Regions from separate parts of the Homo sapiens genome. Here region 1 is linked to region 2. The links are chromatin contacts, found by Hi-C in ENCODE. All regions are on one chromosome and are shown on one strand. The core of a region is the stretch at or near the end of the contact, and the rest is flanking DNA. Distances in the headings are between cores, read along the strand shown.

What was found. A loop is a pair of places that touch in the nucleus more often than their neighbours do. Pooled maps may share reads with other maps.
Region 1: a pooled map of heart right ventricle shows a loop between it and region 2 (2.4-fold over the local background). The contact joins the promoter of LINC00690 here to the enhancer-like site in region 2. A Hi-C loop is called at or near these places in 2 of 168 maps with a recorded cell type or tissue (CD4-positive, alpha-beta T cell and K562) and 2 of 50 pooled maps.

Annotation. Positions count from the first base shown.
Region 1 is chr3:16,533,220-16,538,423 of GRCh38, reverse strand. It overlaps LINC00690 (long intergenic non-protein coding RNA 690), which reads right to left and starts at 2,106. Exons shown (of 3, transcript NR_103843.1): 1 at 1,930-2,106. RefSeq lists a silencer at 2,566-2,761.
Region 2 is chr3:15,629,343-15,634,371 of GRCh38, reverse strand. All of the region lies in intron 1 of BTD (biotinidase), which reads right to left. Among named protein-coding and RNA genes, the nearest start is that of BTD, 30 kb to the right of the region's middle. Within about 2 kb of position 3,536, at least 12 of the 41 ENCODE cell types and tissues checked have a DNase peak (open chromatin) inside an H3K27ac peak, as active enhancers do.

The DNA.
Region 1 (5,204 bases), core at 857-3,356, 910 kb before region 2:
TGAATGGCATTAAGCTAGGAGTTGGTTAACCCTAGCGGATAGTAGGTGTGTATTTAGTGTCTATTGATTATCTAATCTTACATAATTATTTTTAATGAAGTATTTTATTCATCACAATGACTATATATATTTATTTTTAATATATATTTTAATATAAATATATAATAAAAATATATGAATATAAATATATAATATAAATATATATATTATATAAATATATATAATATAAATATACATAAATATATATAATATAAATACATATAATATAAATATATATAAATATATATAATATAAATATATATAAATATATATAATATAAATATATATATAAATATATATAATATAAATATATAAAAATATATATAATATAAATATATAAAAATATATATAATATAAATATATAAAAATATATATAATATAAATATATAAAAATATATAATATAAATATATAAAATATATATAATATAAATATATAAAAATATATATAATATAAATATATAAAAATATATATAATATAAATATATAAAAATATATATAATATAAATATATATATAAATATATAATATAAATATATATAATATAAATATATAATATAAATAGATATTTATATTTATTCATCACAATGACTATATATATATATATATATATATATATATAAAATATATACATTTGAAATATAGTGGTAGAACCCTGTGGGAGACACAGAAGAGATTGGTCCATGGACAATAAGCTTATCGATGGGTTTGAAGATCATCTCGCAAAACCTCTCTGTCTCCCCAAAAGAGCCTCCTGGTCTATGGGTGGGGATCCACTGCATTAATCTGTGCAGTATTCATTATCATATAGGAAGGATTCATTTGACAGACAACAGAGGCTGGAGAATCACACCCAGACAGATGCGTTGTGCTGGAACCTCCTCTGCTCAAAGCTCAAAGCAGACCCACAGAGGACGGCCCCACAGGGACCTGAATGTGGATTCTGCAGGTACCTTTGAGAGGGCGTTTAACTTACAGGAGGGCTTTGAAGACTAATTTTGCTGCCTCGTGGTTTGGGTTTGTTTGTGCCAACATTTTTTGAGAATCAGCAGTGGAAATGTAAGAAATGCAGTCCTGATTTTAGGAACATCAGTTTTCTTGCTAAAACTGCCTGGAGCTTGAAAACTGAGGCCCATGGCTAGGATGTGGCAACCATGCAGTGCATGTTTTGTTTTCCAGCTGAGCCTAGGGTGCAGCTGATCATAGGAGGGACTTGTGTGGACAGAGCTGAGGGCGCCCTGGGGAGCACAGTCTGCAAGGAGAAAAGAGACATTTGTTTAATCTTGTCTGGGGACGGAGGCTGGAGGGGGGAAGCTCCAAAATGGCAGAAAGGAAGATATGGAAAAAGAAATAACCAGGGGGTCTGATTCCAGCCCAGCCCAGGGACTAATAATAAAAACTCCCACTTGTTCATTTGGTCAGGGCCAGGCACTGTGCAGCCTCTTGCTCGGTCCTCCCAACAACTCTGTCGCAGGTACTTTTACTATCCTTCCCATTTTAGAGAAGAAGAAACTGAGGCTTGGATGGTAATTTTCCCAGAGTCACAAAACCAGATCTGTTGTTCTTTGAAAGCTGACTTAAAGGCCCTCCAGGGCTAACTTTTAGTGGCATGTTTCCGTATCTGTGGGCACATGACATAGCTCCAGTGAGTGAAACCTGAAGGGGACACTTTTTTTGGCACCTCAACATTATCAACTTTGGGAGTTGAGTGAATCAACCAACCTCAAGGGTGGGGCATTATTGTCCTTGAGGAACTAAAGTGCACACCAGCTATGGAAACTTGAGACTCCGTCTCTTCGTCTGTAAAATGGGATGACAATGCCTCCTATATCAGAACTGACAGAAAACACAGAGTTAACAGTAGCCTAACAGGAGAAGTATATTTCTCTCTCACATAAACAGTCTCTGGAAATTATAGTCCAGAGTTTGTATGGCGGCTCCGTGGTCATCAAGTACCCAAGATTTCTATATTTTTGTTCTGCTATTGTCACCACATTTCTTCCATCTCATAGTCCTAAATAGCTGCTCTAGCTCCAGCCACTGCTTCTGCTTTCATCCATCCGGAAGGCGGAAGGGGCAAAGAAAGGCACAAGCCCCTTTAAGGTCACGCCCTTCCTGGAAGTTGTACGCGACCCTTCAGTTGACATCCCATTGGTCAAATTCAGTCACGTGCCAAATCTAGCCATCAGGGAAGCTGCGAGAAATGTTTTTTCTGGGAGACCACAAGTTTAGCTAAAAGCCAGGAGTTCCATTCCTAAAAAACAAGGGGAGAAGGGCTGCTGAGGCTGCAGGGAAGCTGGAATGAGTTAAACATATGTAAGTTACCCAGCAGGGGGCTTTCCTGGCACTTCGCGGACAGTAGATAAACACTAGTCATAAATCTTTCTTTCCTTCCTCTGCAAGTTTTCTGCCAAAACTTTCCAATTTGGTCATATCTACATTTACATATGGATAGCAAGCTGATCAGGCACTTATCTTTTGGTGCTCTTATTATTTTCTAATATTTTGTAATAGAAATTTTTTCATGTAGCATTAATTTTTTTTTTTTTTTTTTGAGACGGAGTCTTGCTCTCTTGCCCCAGCTGGAGTCAGTGGAACGATCTCAGCTCACTGCAACTTCTGTCTCCTGGGTTCGAGCAATTCTCCTGCCTCAGCCTCCCGAGTAGCTGGGACTACAGGCACACGCCACCACGCCCGGCTAATTTTTTGTGTGTTTTTTGTAGAGACGGGGTTTCACCATATTGGCCAGGCTGGTCTCGAACTCCTGGACTAGTGATCCGCCCACCTCAGCCTCCCAAAGTGCTGGGATTACAGGCGTGAGCCACCGCACCGGGCCCATGTACCATTACTTTTTTAAAATTCCTTGCTGTCTCCAAAGATTTCTTAGTAAGGGAGTGGTCTTTACTTCTAAAGTTGCAATACTTGGCTTTCTCCCCTTTCCCGTAATATAATTAATGCTCATCACAGAGGGCAAATAAAAATGACATCAGTATTGTAATAAAGTGTGATAACTGAGAAAGCAAAACACCATACTCATCTTTTCTTGGCCTTGGGATAACTACTGATGCTCACAGCACTTCCCAAAAGGCAAAATAGGGTCTGCCACACACAGGCTATTAGAGTTTGGGCAAGTCAGTTTCCTGCTGTAAACCTTTATTTACTCATCTAGCAGATGGGGCTGTGAGGATTAAATGGAATGATTGATGGAAGGAAAACGCTCAGCAGACGGCCTGGCACATTATAAGCCCTCTACAAAGGGCAGAACTTATTGATTTGTTTATTTTTCTATCCAAAAGGATATTAGGCTTGGTGGGAGATTTTTATCAAGGCTTCAAGCTCATGACATTTTGCTTTTGTTATAATAAAACATAAGCTCTTAAAAAGCTTTATTCATTATATCCCCAAACTGGAAACAGTCCAGTCCATCAACAAAAGAATAAAGAAACTCTGGCCTATTCATGGAAAAGAATACTGCTCAGCGATCAAAAGGAATGAACATGGGTGAATCTCAAAACCATTATGCCGAGTGAAAGAAGCCAGACGCGAAAGAGCACATACTGTATAAATCCACATAAAGTTCTATAACAGGCAAAACGAATCTATGACAGACTTTTAAGAACCAGGATAGTGGTTGTGTCTGGAGGGTGGAGGGAGTGGATTACTGAGAAGGAATCTGAAGGAACTGTCTGGGGTGATGATAATGTTCTGTACCTCGACAGAGTTTGAGATGCATTTGTCAGAACTCATCTTATGGCACACTTAAGATTTGTGCACTTTATCATATGTAAATTTTACCTCAAAAGGCAAAAAGAGGCAGAGGACTTTGAGTAGACATTTCTCCAAAGAAGACACACAAGTGGCCAAAAGGCACATAAGAAGGTGCTCAACATCAGTAATCATTAGGGAAATGCACATCAACACCACAATGAGATACCACCTGCTATAGTTGGGCTTGTTTGACCCTTCCAAATCTCATGCTGAAATTTCACTCCTCCAAATCTCATGTTGAAATTTCACTCCTCCAAATCTCATGTTGAAATGTGACCCCTCCAAATCTCATGTTGAAATTTGACCCCTCCAAATCTCATGTTGAAATGTGACCCCTCCAAATCTCATGTTGAAATGTGACCCCTCCAAATCTCATGTTGAAATTTGACCCCTCCAAATCTCATGTTGAAATTTGACCTCCCCAAATGTTGTGTTGAAATTTAACCCTCAGTGTGTGGTAGGGCTTAATGAGAGGTGTTTGGGTCGGGGGGGGCAGATTCCTCATAAATAGATTAATTCCCTAGGCACGGGGATGAGTGAGTTCTCACTCTATTAGTTCCCATGAGAGCTGTTGTTCAAAAAAGGCTGGCACCTCCCCCGGTCCCTCTTTCCTCCTCTCTGGCCGTGTGATCTCTGTACACACAGGCTGTCTCCATCTTCTGCCACAAATGGAAGCAGCCTGAAGCTCTCGCCAGAAGCAGATGCTGGTACCATATTTCTTGTGCAGCCTTCATAACCATGAACCAATAAACCTCTTTTCTTTATAAATTACCCAGTCTGTGAAGGCTAAAGCAACTCCATCTCGGATGCTAATCTGCCATGACTTCTTATTAACCCCAGTTCTGGGAATACCTCTAAGATATCTATTTTCACATATTTACCATAAACCCTGTCCTTAGGCAAATTCCTTATGGTATATAAGCCCTGGGCCTGGGGGATAACAGTGCGGGGATCCACCATCTTGTCTTATGGCTGCCCAAAACATGCTTCTGTTCATAAATCTCTGTTAAATATTTTTTTTCTAAGAAATTGGATTTGTCAGCTTCTTTCTTTGGTCTTTCATCTTCCTTGGCCTTTGGGGGTAGGTTTGCATAGACCTGCTCACCATGGAACACAGCCTCAGATATCTCTTTCTAATAACACAAAAATGTACTAAGACACCACTTCACATCCATTAGGATGGCTAGTATGAAAAAAAAAACATATGTTGGGAAGATGTGTAAAAATTTAAACTCGTGCATTACTGGTGGTAATGTAAAATTGTGCATTCACTATGGAAAACAGTATGGAAGTTCCTCAAAAAAATAGAAATAGAATTATCATATCATCCAGCAATTCCACTTCTGAGTATATACCCCAAAAATTAAAAACAGAGATTTCAACAGATACTTGTACACCCAT
Region 2 (5,029 bases), core at 2,287-4,786:
CCCATGGAGATGTCCTGGGGCTGAACAACTGCCCAGGAATCCGGATTAAAAGTCAAGATAACAAAGACAAATCAAAGAATCATATTGCTGCCCTTTAAAAAGAAAATGACACCCTGTCCAAGTCTCAACTCATAACTCCTGTGTTTGCATTTTAAAACCAAACTCCCCAGGCTACAAATTTCTTTATTTTTTATCAAAAGTTCCAGAAACAAACCATAGCTCTTTTCGTCAACAGACTAAGAACTAGAAATGCTCATCTTGGCAAAATTAAATATTCCTCAGAATGAGAAGTATTCTCCCACCCCAACCCGGTTCCATCTCAAACTGTTATTTCTTTCCCCAGGGAAATGTACCATCCAAACACCAAACCCCAGGATTTGTTGCCATTCATCTGGGACACTGTAAACAATGTTTTAAGATAAGAACAAGGAGTCTTTGAGTGAGCAGTCATGAGTTTTTGAGTAGAAACAAAAGTATAATTGATAAGCTTTCTTATCTGAATTTTGCCTCTAAAGACAAGCAAGGAATAATTTAAAATGTCTCAGAAACCCATTTTTCCATTCCATCTCTGGTTTCACAATGATAACAGAGAGTGATTTTGGGGGCAAACTTTCATCTTCAAAGTCATACTGACAATATTTCTGAAGTATAACGCAAAGGCCTCACTAAGAGGTATGGAAACTGAGGCCAGGAGAGGAGGGTATGAACCAGTCCCCAGTGGGGGCAAGTGAGGAGTGCCTGGGGCCAAGAGTGGCATTCACATTACATCTCTTTCTCAACTGAGAGCTGGGTACCACCGATGTCGGGGTACAGAACATTTGTTTATGTCTAAAGGACTTGCAATCCAGCAAAACAAGGAAACCGCAAAATCCGCAAGGTATCACATTTCTTTCTATCTGGAGAAGATAAAATTTATTTTACAAAAGGAGCCCGGTAGGAGAGCTCTAAGTGGCAATCATTTGTGTGTGAACAAAGGTAGGTCGATAATAAGAGGTTATGCAGATTCAACCAGGTATTCATGCTTGAAAGAACCAAGCTTAATGAGGTAGAAGAGAATGAGTAATTACAATAAAAATAGGTCTAGTCAGCCGGCCCTCAGTATCCATTGTTTCTGCATCCATGGATTCCACCAACCTTGGATTGAAATTACTGGGGTGGGAGGGGGAGGAGGGAGCCCAATAAAAATAATAGCACAACAATAAAAAATAATAGCAATTTAAAAAATACAGTATAACAATTATTTATATAGCATTTAGTTTGTATTAGGTAGTGTAAGGGATCTAGAGATGATTTAAAGTGTACAGGAGGAAGTGTTTAGGTTACATGTAAATTCTACACCATTTGATATAAGGGACTTGAGCATCTGAGGGTTTCGGTATCCACGGGGTCCTGGAACCAGTCCCAACAGATACTGAGGGACAACTGTACATCAATTTGCCCTTCCCAAAGAAACATTTTACCCAAATTAGCAAATGCTGCTTTTCTCTCTTTGGCATCACACATACCTTCTCAGGAAAAAGTAAATAGGGCCTGTGGCAAGGACTCTGAAGGGTTCAGCAGGCAGCAGCGGGAGGTGCTCAGTTGTAAAGTGGCAGGACTAGAGGTAGGGCTGGAGGGGCCCAGGCATCCCCCAGAAGCCTTCCAGCAGCTACCAGGTGCTGGCCCGTGAGGTTATGCACGGGACGACTGGGGTGCGGGGCCTTCCTGGGAACAAGGGGCCCTGGAAGTCATGGGGTTCTTGGAAATACAGCAGCTGACCCATCTTTAGAGCTGGTCAGGACCTGGACCATAAAGAAAATGGTAACTAGAGGTGTGACAAGGTGGCAATGTACTTGCTTTCATTGAAGGGCATCTGACATAGGAGAGTAAACTGCAGGAAGGGTCCAGTGTGAAAGCACAATTGAGGCAACCATGTGCACGCCCTCTGAGATGAGGGCCTTGGCTCGTGGGGTGTACTGAACCCCACTTCCAGGGAACAGCAGAACCAGGAAGGTGCTGGCTTCAGACAGCCATGCAATTCCCAACTGTGGGCCAGCCCCAGGGGTTAGGTGTCAGGGGTCCAACAGTGGACAAGACAGACCCTTCCTCGTGGGGCTCGTGCTCTGGATAACTGTGTGAGATGGTGATTAAGCACAAAGGAGAAATGAGGCAGTGAAGGTGGTAAGGTGAGGCGAGGGGGACAATTTTAAGCAGTGTGGTCAAGGAAGACCTCGATGAGAGGGTGATGTTTGGACCGAGGCCTGAAGGGGGTTCGGGAGGAAATCACGTGGGTCTGCGAGGTGAGAGCACGGCAGGCAGAGAGCCTGAGGCAGGAGCATGCCTCACGGGCGGGTGCAAGAAACAGCAAGGACAGCAGGGGGCTGGAGCCAAGGGGACAAGGAGAAAGTGGCAGCAAAAGGAATCACAGAGAGAGAAATGACAGGGACCTGCTTAGTGGTCTCCTAACATCCCCCTGCATTTGTCCTCATCCTCTTCCATTCTGGACTCATAAGAGCAGCCAGTGAGATCCAGAGAAAGCCTGAGTCTACCAAGGTGCACCTCTGAAACTCTTCCAGTGACTCCCCAGTTCACGTAGCGCAGAAGTCAAAGTCCTTACAATAAGCCAATAGAAAGCATCTGGGAGACAGGAAACACTTGGCAGGTGGGGAGAGATGCAGAGTGGCATCTTGAAGTAAGCATCCTGATCTTGGACGGCCCTACAGAAGCTCTGCTTCTGATTTCATAAGGAAAACATTCCCCCAACACCAGTCCTGATCAGGAAGGTTCTTTCCATCTAATAGGAAAAATCAGTCTCAATTACATGGAAATCTATTTCATGTAAATTTGGTAATATGTCAATCACTAGATATTTTTACACACAAGGGATTTTTCCCCACCTTGCTAAATGATTCATCTTAATAATTAGCTGTGTTTCCTTCCTAGCCATGCTATTACAATAGTGTCTTCTGAAATAAAATGAGAGGGATTATTATTAAGGCATTCTTAATAATTTCAGAGGCAGATACATACATTAAAAAATCTTTAAAAGATAAATAAAACATCTTTTTAATAAAATATCTTGTCATTCTTTACTTGTCAGGGAGAATAGCAATCCTATGATTAGGAAAGGAGGCAGGAAAAGTTGGCAGAGGAGATGTCACATCCTGTGGAACAAAGCCTGAGGGAACTGCTAAGTCATTAGGAACCGGCATAGTATACATTTCTATGTGTAGTGACTGAATGCCAAGAAAAACATTGGGAAGTTCCAACAGTCTTTAAATTATTCTCATGAATTTCGTGACTTCATTGTCTAAATTCTTTTACATAAACAGGAGAAATAATGTCTATCTTCACCTAATTTATATGATCTGAATTTAAAGAAATCACAAAAATGATCTTTTATTTCCCAGAAAGTCTTCTCTTGCCTCTTGTTATCTGATTGTCACATCTGAGTGTGCTGGTCATGAGCTTGTCCGTGACCGGCCCCTGGAACAAGAAGCTCCACAATGGTTCTCGCGTGGGCAGCTTTGTTTAAACCCACCCACTACCAAGACGTTTGATGTCTCATTCGGAAAGTTCAAGGGTAAACACTTGTGAGTGACAGCTGATGATTTAAGCCTGAACTCACCAGCAACTGTGAATAAGTTATCAAGCTAATATGTCCTCTGAGTTGAGGTGGTAAATTGTAATTTCACTTTCAAAAAAAATTCCAGCTATTATTTTAAAAAAAGAGAATGATATACAGAAGTGTAACTGTGCACTGTGCCTTTGATTAGCCAGTTTCTGCTCCATTGGCTAGAATAATTTATCCTAGGAAACCAAATGTGCAATCAAAGGATCTTGACATTTCAACTGAAACACGTTATATCTTTCTTTTCCTCAAATGAGAAACTGCCTTCACAGTTTAAGTCAAATAAAACTTCTTCCTGAAATGCCCAGGTATTTAATGTAAGAAGGCTTTTTTGCACATGGAATTTGAATAACAGTCTGTCTTTCACTTTCTATAGACAGAAGGAACCCCGGCTGAGACTGATTCTCAGACAGTTGCTACTGCCACTCCGTGGACAAACTGAGTATCATTAACCCAAGTGGCTACGCATGTGACCTTAGGTATCGCAATAGCAGAGCCATTCTTAAGCAGTAAATGGATGGCTTTTCCCCCCTTTCCTTCTCCATTTCTAATACTTCATCTATCTCTTTTACAGTTAAACAAGACCCAGAAAGCATCTGACTTTCAAGATTTGAGTTTCATGAAAGCTGTTTTTTACTCACCACACTCCCACGATGGCATCTTTTTGAATTTGTTGCAATTTCATACAATATGACTGGATGTAAAAAGTGACGCTGCCCATTCCCCCTGTGACACACAGCGTCTGCGTGGGGAAATCTGTCTGAATTAAGGGATCTACAATCAATGCCACATTGCATTTTACATGCAATATAAACCGTTTGAATATCCATTATTATTATTTTTTTATCTTCCTGCCACACAAAGCAGAGAAAGCAGATGGTAAAAATTCCATCTTCATGGTGAGGGAAAACTCCAGGACTGGTTAGTAATGATAATGAGACTGGGAGCCAGGTCTCCTGGCTTCTGGTCCAGCCTGCCTAGTGCATGTTGAAGAACCAGGGCAATTTAGTGGTCAAGCTTTAATGACCACTGCGGAGGTGAAACCCTGTCTGTACTAAAAATACAAAAAGTTTGCCGGGCATGGTGGCACGTGTCTGTAATCCCAGCTACTCCGGGAGGCTGAGGCAGGAGAATCGCTTGAACTCGGGCGGCGGAGGTTGCAGTGAGCCCAAATCGCACCATTGCACTCCAGCCTGGGTGACAGAGTGAGATTCCATCTCAAAACAAAACAAAACAACCACCGTGGAGTCTTCAATACGCTGCAGGGGAAATAAGCAGAAATTTCAAGGTAGCTCTCCCAAGGGAGATTCTGGGTGATCAGACCAGAGCAGAGGGTCTCAAATGTAAGCACGCCATCAGAGTCACCTGAAGGCTTGAACACACAGATCTCTGGAGCCCATGCCTGGAAGTTTTGATTGA